Regions from separate parts of the Homo sapiens genome. Here region 1 is linked to region 2. Evidence: chromatin contacts called from ENCODE Hi-C or POLR2A ChIA-PET data. All regions are on one chromosome and are shown on one strand. Each heading gives the region's core, a stretch centred on a gene start or an enhancer-like site at or near the end of the contact. The rest is flanking DNA. Distances are from core to core; before and after follow the strand shown. Region 1 has its middle 110 kb from the start of RALGAPA2. Region 2 overlaps RALGAPA2 (Ral GTPase activating protein catalytic subunit alpha 2).

Region 1 (4,587 bases), core at 295-2,794, 140 kb before region 2:
ACAAAAGCTGGTCACAGGAATCCTTGCTGTTAGAATCAGGAGAGTAGCCACCTTCATGGGGGACGGTGTGAGAGACTGTCTGGGGATGTTCTCTTCCTGGATCCAGGTGCAGAGGTGAGTTTGAGAAACGTCATCAAGCTATACAATTATTATTTGTTCATATTTCTGTATGTACAGTAGACTTAAAATGTTTTTTAAAAAAATACAATGAGCAAAAAGAAAAAAAAGGAATGTGTCATTTGTTTGTCCTCCTATCCATCCACCGATCCCTGCGTCCACAGAATAATGAAATCCTAAGTTCCAAGCTTCCACCTGAAGCTTACAGTCTCCAGAGGAGGCACGCAAGCACATTCCATAGGAGTCGTATTTGAACATGGGGATCTTTTGTTTTGAGCAAAAAGTTCCCTGTGCATAATTTCAAGTGAGCGTTCTATAGAACAGCACTTGTCACTTGGGAAGACCGATATAAAAATAAATTCTAGGCCGGGCGCGGTGGTTCATTTCTGTAATCTCAGCACTTTGGGAGGCCAAGATGGAAGGATCACTTGAGGCCGGGAGTTCAAGACCTGGCCAACATGGCAAAACCTCGTCTCTACTAAAACTACAAAAATATGGCCAGGCGCCGTGGCTCATGCCTGTAATCCCAGCATTTTGGGAGGCTGAGGCGGTCGGATCACCTGAGATCAGGAGTTTGAGACCAGCCTGGCCAACATGGTGAAACCCTAGCTCTACTGAAAATACAAAAATTATTTGGCTATGGTGGTGTGTGCCTGTAATTCTAGCTACTTGGGAGGCTGAGGCAGGAGAATCGCTGGAACCCGGGAGGCGGAGGTTGCAGTGAGCCAAGATTGCACCGCTGCACTCCAGCCTGGGTGACAGAGTGAGACTCTGTCTCAAAAAATAAAATAAAAATACAAAAATTAGTGGGGCATAGTGGTGGGCGCCTGCAGTCCCAGCTACTTGGGAGTCTGAGATGGAAGAATCACCAGAGCCTGGGAGGTCGAGGCCACGATAGAGCATGCAGTGAGTGCTGCACTCCAGCCTAGGCAACAGAGTGAGACCCTGTCTCAAAAAATAATAAAACAAATTATAGGTTTGGTATAAAATACTTAGCCCCTTCAATTTCAAGAATAAATCTTGTTACCACCCTCAAAGCAAGATGGGAAGAGAGGCAGAAACCCCTCACGGTGTACTTGGGGATGAATTTGTCCCCTGAGACAGCTAATCACGCTGGAGGCAGGCCTGCACCCCGGCCTCCCTCGCAGCTCACAGTCTCAGCGGGGGACAGTGCCAGAGTTGGGTTCTTACCCACCAGAGAGGCTCCCAGGCCCCTCTCAGACCAGACTGAAGCAGAATTCTCCTCTCTGCCTTCTAGAATGTCTCGTAAAAGCTGCTCCTCTTGGGGAGGCTCTGGGCTTTGGAGAGAGCACCTGGAATTCCCCACTAGAAAAGCCCAAAAACTGAAAAATATTCATTACGTATTTTCAATACAGAGTTCCTGACGTTTTCCAGCAGAGGGCGCTAGAGAAGAGCCGGCCAAACCTGCAGAGCGTTGACCAAAGTCACAAGAGTAAACCAAACGCCTCGCCCTACCAGGCGTCTCCCCACCAGCTCGACCCCGCGGATTTCTCCCACAGAACACAGCCCCAGCCCTGGGCCTCCACGTGTGGCAGAGCAGGGAGCAGGCCCTGGGACACTTTCCTACTCAACAAATGTAAGCTGTCTATACATGATGGTCACTGTCTTGTGATAAGACTTTGAAGAATTGCTTGGTATTCAGAGCACTTCGGGGCGATCCACGGGGAGCCCCACAGTCTTGCATGGTCCACGCGTTCCTCTGCTCATTTCAGAGTGATCCTTCCTCTGTACCGCCTCTGCTCTTTTTCTCGTTCTTATTTTTTCTCCTTTGAGGGGAAGTAGAGGACTCCAGGTAGCAGTTAGTTGTACAGGACAACCCCAAATCCTACCCCTACAAGGCTTACTTTAGTAAAGCGAGTTGTTTTTGACACAGTAGAATTAGTACTACCTCAACCAGTAGTCTTTGAATTGATCCCTTAACTGATTAAGGGATGATTTTAGCAAACATTTACAAAAGGAAGGAATTTTTTTAAAAATAAAATGTTGTTTTCTAATTTTATTTTTTTCTAAGTCCTCTTTTTTCTCTCTGGAGGCCTGTAGAATCTTCTCTGTATTATTGGCGGCTGAACAGAGCAGAGCGCTGGGTGAATTCTAGAGTTAGATCTCCCTTCTGGAGCGAGGCACTCACACCCCCAGCTGCTGGGAGAGCCATTGCTCACAGCTCACAGCTGAGAGCTTCTCTGGGCATTGACTACCCTGGCCAAGGTTGTGGTGACTCTCTCGGGAGGCAGCTTGCAGCCAATGTCTGGACAATATGGAGGGAAAAGGGCCAGTCCTCTCACCTCAATTCAGGATGATGCCAAAGGGACATCCTAGCTCCAGAGCTCCCTGTGGGATCACTTGAGCCTTTATCTTGCCAGACAACATGCACATCCCTGCCCTAGGCTGTGTCCCCACCTCCCTCCTGGATTCCAGAGCAAGAACCAGGGTCAAGTCACAACATAAACGAGGGGCAGGAACATGAGGAGAGGAACGATTTGGTGATGGAGCTGTGACCCACGCTCCCATGTGCCATCACCCCCACACCAGCGCCCTTCCCTCAGATCGCACTCAGAGGCACATGGGAGAGTCCCTTGTGATCACCTGACAGAGGAGGGGAAAGGTTAAGCTTGGTGCAGGGGTGAGTGAGCTTGAAATGTGGGCACAAAATAAAAACTGGCTGCAGATGTACTCTGGCCGCCTCATTCAGGGTGGTCATGAGAGACGGCGGTAATGGGGAAGCTCTCGCAGTGGGCAGGGCTTCAGGCAGTGTAGAAAGAGAAGTATCCTGAAATCAGACTCCACATTGGCTCCTGGGCAGTCTTGTGTGATTTGATGGGCTCGTCAGGGCCTGGAAGGAGGAAGGTTGAGAACACGGAGGGGAAGAGACATGTGACTGTGTCTATGGAAGTTGGCACCCAGTGAAGATCCTGGCACAGATGTTAATATCCGCCAGAGAGCAAACAACCCAGAAAAGGCTTGACACAGCCAAGGAGAGAGAACGGCTCGGTCAGCTGCTGTCTGTTCTAGCCTCTGCCATCGGTTGTCCCAGTGCTGGCACAACGGGCTCACAAAGGGAAAGGCCATGGTGGCAGGGGTGGAGGCTCTGCATGTGCCAGACAGAAGAGCTCCAACTCGCCAAGGCTGAGCCACTGCCACAGCCAAAGGGCCAATTTGCGAGCCACAGAAACCAAAGTCAAACCCCTAATCTTTCAAAGTGACCGATGAAAGAGTTGGTGGCGAGTTGATGACACTGGATCCCTTCACTCTGGAAGGGGGAGCAATTCATCTTGCTTGGAGGCAACACACATTCTGCTTCCCTGCCTGTAGAGTGTTGGCCAGCACCACAATCCATCTTATAATATTTGATCCACCAACATGGAGCTCCGCTTACTCACCACCACCTCGGATCAAGCAACCCACTTCACAGCAGAGGAGGGATACTTGGTCATGGGTCTAGTAGTCCTCTCTGCAGCACTCACAAGCTGATGCCTGAGAAAGTGATGCCAGAGCCTTCTGAAGGCACAGCTGGGGCTCCAGCTTGGAGATGATGCCCTTCCGGTATAGGGTGGCATTCTCTGGGATGTAGTATATGCCCTGAATCAAAGACCATGGCATGGTGCCATGTCCCCTATTGATAGAGCCAAGGCATGGATATTAAGGCGTGGCCCTACTCACCATCACCTCCAGTGACCCAGGTGGGGAGTTTGGGCATTGTACTCTGCAGCTTTAGGTTCTGATGATACAGAGCTGCACTGGCCAACACAGTAGCCACTATCCCAATGTAGCTATTTAAATTTAAAGTAATTAAAATAAAGTTTAAAATTCACTTTACATATTTGTTGATTTATTTATTTATTGAGACAGGCTTTCACTCTGTCACTCAGGCTGTAGTGCAGTGGTATGATCACAGCTCACTGCAGCCTTAACCTCCAGGCTCAGGCAATCCTCCCACCTCAGCCATGCCTGGCTTATTTTCTTTTTATTTTTTGTAGAGACAGAATTTCACTATGTTGCCCAGGCTGGTCTCAAACTCCTGGGCTCAAGCAATCCCCCCACCTTGGCCTCCCAAAATGCTGAGATTACAGGCATGAGCCACCACGCCTGGCCTTAAAATTCACTCTCCGTGACACACTAGCCAGATTTCAAGGGCTCAGTGGCCACACATAGTTATTATCTACCATGTTGGACAAATCAGATATAGAACATTTCCATCATCATAGAAAGTTCTATCAGACAGCACTAGTCTATAAGATCCCAGTTCCTAGAGGGGTAACACTTCTTCCAGGAGAAACCGTGTGAGTCCTACTACATTTAAGCTATTGCTGCTGCCTTATCACTTTGGGTTCCTCTTGCCAAGCGACCAGCAGACAAGAAAAAGAGTCACCTTGCTGGCAGGCAAATTATCCACATTCCTCAGGAGGAGGCAGGGCTGCTGTTGCAGAACAATAGGTCAGGCCCCCACGTGAT
Region 2 (4,761 bases), core at 1,419-3,918:
GGAGATGTGGGAACCGGTGCTGTATCCTGCTTATCATCTTCAGGGCATTCTTCTCAAGGGCTGCGCCGAGTCTTTGAGTCAGGGGCTTTGTAAAATTCTGCTGGCAAGGGGTTTTGTGCAATTCTGCTGTTATGTAAGCAGGATGAACAGACATAGTGTCTACATTTGCTACTTTGTCTCATACACTGAACCAGCTGCATGAAGATCTGGGAGTGGGGGTAGCATCCTGCAGGGGCCCCAAGTGAAGAATATGTTCGGGAAGTTTGGGGAATGGAAAGAATCCACAGTGGTTAGAGGATAGGGAGTGAAGGGGAGAGTGGTGTGCAGTGAAGTTCGTGTTGAGTGGGGGAAATCAGGCAGGGCCTTGCCCGGCCATGGTAAAGAGTTCGGATTTTAAGTACTACTGGAGGCAGATGGAAGGTTTTGAGTGGAGGAGTGGTCTGATTTGACTGACTCTATTAAATATTCGAGTTGGCCGCTATGGGGAATGGAAGAAGAGTGGAAGCAGGGAACCCAGGCAATGGGCAGAGGTCACAGCCTGTGTGAGGGTTCATGGCCACACAGACCAGGCAGGGCCGTGGAGAGCAGAAGCAGTCCAGGGCTGGAACACGTACGTGTTAAAGGCAGGCTAACAGAATGGCATACTGGGGATGGGTAGTGAGGAATGATGCCCAGGCTTTGGCCAGAGCAGCGGGGTGGATGGAGGTTCCAACTTACTGGGACGGAAAAGCCAGAGGGAAGAACAGGATCTGATGGAGGACTTCCCTGTGGACGTGTTTAATTTGAGAGGCCTTTAAGACCCTCACGTGGAGAAATCAGCTGGCAGCAGTCTGTGAGACTAGAGCCCACAGTGGGAGATGTCAGGGCTGCAGATGGAAATCAGAAGTCCTCAGCAGAGATGAGATGAGATTTGTCTTTTGATTGCCCCAAGGATTGAGGGTTAGGCTATTTCTTCCCTGTAGGTTTATAAGTTGTAGTCATTATTTTATCATTGTATGTGTAGGCTAATTCATGGATTCTCAATTCAAGAAAATATTGAACTAAATATTGTGCTAGATGCATGGGACATAATGATTCACGAGATAGACTGTGGGTTCTGTGAGGGCAGGGAATATGTCTCATAGACGAGACAGATTATTCCATCAGAATTAAGTCAGGAATTCAATCAGAATTCCACCAGAATTAAGTAAAGTGTGATGTGTTCTGTGACAGGGAAGCATAGAGTGGGGGCCACACAGCAGAGGTGCAGACCTAGTCTTGGGGGTAAGATGGGGATGTTTTAGCTGACTAGTGAGGGTGAGTAGGAGCCAGCTGAGTGAAGCTGGCTTCAGAAAGAGGGCTCAGTTAGTGGTAGATGGGCTAGCAGTTTGCATTAGAGTTGAAGTGTACTGAACTCTTCCTTGGAACTGGCAAATTCTCCACAAGGCACTCAAGGATTCCTTGTCAAGATTGTATAGATCATAGGAAGGTTAATATTCATGTGGGTTGGTGATACTAGTTTCATTGCTACCTGCTTTCACACAGTAAATTTGTTCCTTGCTAGGAATTTTCACAGCTGTGTGCCCAGTTTTATTTTGGTGCAGTAAATATAGTGTGAAATTGGCAGCTCATAAGACTTTATAAGCACCTTACATGCATTATTTCAAAGAGCCAGGGCACATTTTTGCATGAAAAGCTCTTATACAATTATCAGAGAAAAACAACTCTTCAGAATCATCTGCATTATTGCTAACGTTATATAATTTGAAAATCATAATATGTATGTTCACATAGATTCACAGTGTTAGGACTGCAAAAGCAATTGGTACCACACTGTTACAGACTGAAGAGCAACACATTTTTTTCTTGAGTAATCCTTGCAGAATTTTAAGGAAGCTTTTTATTGTTTGTTTGTTTGTTTTTTGCTTTGTTTTGTTTTGTTTTTAAGAGACAGGGGTTTCACTCTTGCCCAGGCTGAAGTGCAGTGGCTCAACCATAGCTCACTGTAGCCTCAGGAAACTCCTGAGTTCGGGCGATTACCCTGCCTCAGCTTCCCAAGTAGCTGGGATTATAGGTGTGAGCTACAATGCCTGGCTCCAGAAAGCTGTTTTTACTTTTCCTCAGATGCTAGTGTATTCTCCCAAAGTGCCAACTCCTTGGTCAGTACTCTGTAAATGGCACAAACAACCTTGTTTACTGAGGAAAATGTACAAAGGTGTGTTGACAGTGGATAACTACTTTGAGCCCCCAGCATTGTGAGGTTTTACCCTGGCTGATCGGGGCCCTTGGAAGAACTGGCTGTATTGCTAATCAGCCCCAGTGGGAGTTGTCACTGTGCTAAGTTCCCCACACCCCCGCCTATCTATCCGCAGTCTGTGGTTTAGCAAAACTGTCTAGTACAAGAGGGGCAACTCTAGGAACACATGGTAGATCCTACAGTGTCCATACATGAGTGGGGGCAGGTCATCTAGAAGCTTGTGGTTGGGGAGCATGTGCTAGTTCACTTGAGCTGGTTTCTCTTTTCATGCCCAGAGAGTTATGTTGGTGGGGAGGGAGCAGAGATTGGTCCATTTAGGAGCTCCACCAGCAAAGTTGTTTTTCAGAGGTACAAACCCATCCCTCTTCACGGCCTGTGTCAAAAACTGCCTCCTCCATGAACCTCTACTTCCTCATCCCGTAACAGGAAGTCATGTCCCTCCCCAGACCTGCCCCTGCTTACCTCCAGCCTTCTAGCTGGTCCGTTGTTGCTGGCTCCTGTCAGCTCCGACCTCCCTGAATTGGCTCCACGGTCTCCTGAGCAGGGCTGAGTGGTGGGTGGTACTCAAGGTTCAAGTAAGAACTCTCTTAGGTGGAGAATAAACAAACAGGAATACTGTTTTGTTTTGTATTGTCTTATAAGGGAATGAAACTAGTTGTACTTGCCTTCTTTTCTGAGAAGTTTGTTTCTAAATTCTTGTGATTTTATAAAGTGAATTGTCATAAATGGAAACTTTTTCTTTTCAGATAATGTGGATGCAAATGATCTTAAGCAGTTTTTTGAGACCAACTATTCTCAGATATATTTCATCTTCTATGAAAATTTTATAGCACTGGAAAATAGTTTGAAATTAAAAGGTAAGCATTTCAGTAGTTTTTTTTTAAAAAACATTCGGGCATTTTTATAAGTTGTATATATCATGAGCCACAAATTATACATTTTTAAGCTTTCTTTCTTGCCAAGCCTTTAGCAAAGCTGTGAGAGCATGGTGGACAGGGTGGCATCTTTGTTTCTCTTGAGCTTTCACTTATATGGATGTTAATTGAACAACACATGGCTAGCAAAAATAGCAGAAGGAACCCTTAGAAAGCATGATTTTCAAAGGAGTAAGTTACTGAAAAAGAAAGAAAAGTAATACATGCATACTATTAAAAAAATTTAGATTCCATAAAAGGGTCTGAAATGAACACTCAAGTGTCTGTTTTGCCCTGCTTGCAGAGGCAACCACTATTAAAGATTTCCTGCATCTCCTTCCAGATATATTATTAATGTATTATGTTTATATATGTTTGTGACTATATTCTTTGAAAATCAAACCAACAAGGTCACATTATACATTCTGTTCTGTATACATTATACATCCTGTCACCTAAGTGGTAGGATAGTGTAGCCTGGGGAGCCAGACTGGGTTGGGAACCTGGCCCCACCCTTCTAGCTGTTTCTCCTTGGGCAAATTAATCTGTCTCTGAGCTGGCTTCCTCCTGTCAGCGTTAAACAGGTTCACAGGTATCCTAGCATTTTAGGACAGAGTTTGACACATAGTCCATGGTCAGTAAGTAGTAGCTGCTGTCACCATCTTCTTTCATTTTCATGTAGTCTGTGGGCTGAATCTGAATCCCCACAGCTCTATGAAGTAGATGTCATTCATTTATTTAAAAAATAAGCCATATGCATAAATAACTGTGAAAAAAGTTAAAAAGTCAGTTGTTCTGTAAGAGAGATTTAGACAGAATTCTGTGGTTCTTGGGAAGTGGGAGAGATGACTTCCTGCTGAGTATATAGATGAGGCTTTGGGGAAGAGGTGGCCTTGGGAATGGACCTTGAAGGACAGCAGGATTTCAGGTGGAAGAGAGCGGCACTGCTGCTGGAGGGGAGAACATGAGTAAAGGTAGGGCTGTTCTTACGACATGTATGGGAAATGCATTTTTTTTTTCTTGCAGCAAAGGTGTGTGAAAGAGATTTGCAGGAAATTAGATAATGCTTGCAAGGAGCCTTGAATTCTAGGCTAAGGAGTTTGGACTTTGTTCTGGAGGTGGTTAGAGCTCTTGAAAGTGTTTGTTACTATCACAAGTATCTTGTAAAGTAGCGATTGAACCAGAGGCAAGAACACCAATTGGAAGGCTGATGCTGTCATTCATCTGAGGGATGGTGATGCCTGATCCAGGGAGGCAGTAGTTAAGGGAAAAGAAAAGTGTTGTGTCTCAGTGGGTCTACCATCTATGAGACTTGGTTATAAGGGAAAGGGAGAAGTCAAAGATGCTTTCAGGACACTGAGTCTGCTTTGTGAGGTGCCATTAGCGCAGGAACCCTGGAGGGGAGCCAGATTTGGAAGGCAGGAGGGTGAGAGTGGCTTTGGGCAGTCTGTGTTTGAGGTGCATGGGGGATACCTTGGTGTAGGTGTTGGCTGGACAGTACAATATAGGTGACTGGAGCTTGGGAGAAAAGAGGTGAAATCGTGTTATTGCCAAGGGAAAAAGTATATACAGAGAAAGAGAGTGATGGTCAGAACTTTTAGATAATTCCTT

What was found. Hi-C counts contacts between places; a loop is a spot of excess contacts on that map. ChIA-PET counts read pairs that join two places held with the same protein, here RNA polymerase II (POLR2A). Pooled maps may share reads with other maps.
Region 1: a map of motor neuron shows a loop between it and region 2 (3-fold over the local background). The contact joins two enhancer-like sites. A Hi-C loop is called at or near these places in 7 of 168 maps with a recorded cell type or tissue (HL-60/S4, mammary epithelial cell, motor neuron and 3 more) and 4 of 50 pooled maps. POLR2A ChIA-PET finds 5 or more read pairs at or near these places in 2 of 52 experiments (CD4-positive, alpha-beta T cell and naive thymus-derived CD4-positive, alpha-beta T cell).

Annotation. Positions count from the first base shown.
Region 1 is chr20:20,822,093-20,826,679 of GRCh38, reverse strand. No RefSeq gene overlaps it. Among named protein-coding and RNA genes, the nearest start is that of RALGAPA2, 110 kb to the right of the region's middle. Within about 2 kb of position 1,544, at least 2 of the 41 ENCODE cell types and tissues checked have a DNase peak (open chromatin) inside an H3K27ac peak, as active enhancers do.
Region 2 is chr20:20,679,023-20,683,783 of GRCh38, reverse strand. RALGAPA2 (Ral GTPase activating protein catalytic subunit alpha 2) reads left to right here. Exons shown (of 40, transcript NM_020343.4): 2 at 2,983-3,093. Among named protein-coding and RNA genes, the nearest start is that of RALGAPA2, 31 kb to the left of the region's middle. Within about 2 kb of position 2,668, at least 3 of the 41 ENCODE cell types and tissues checked have a DNase peak (open chromatin) inside an H3K27ac peak, as active enhancers do.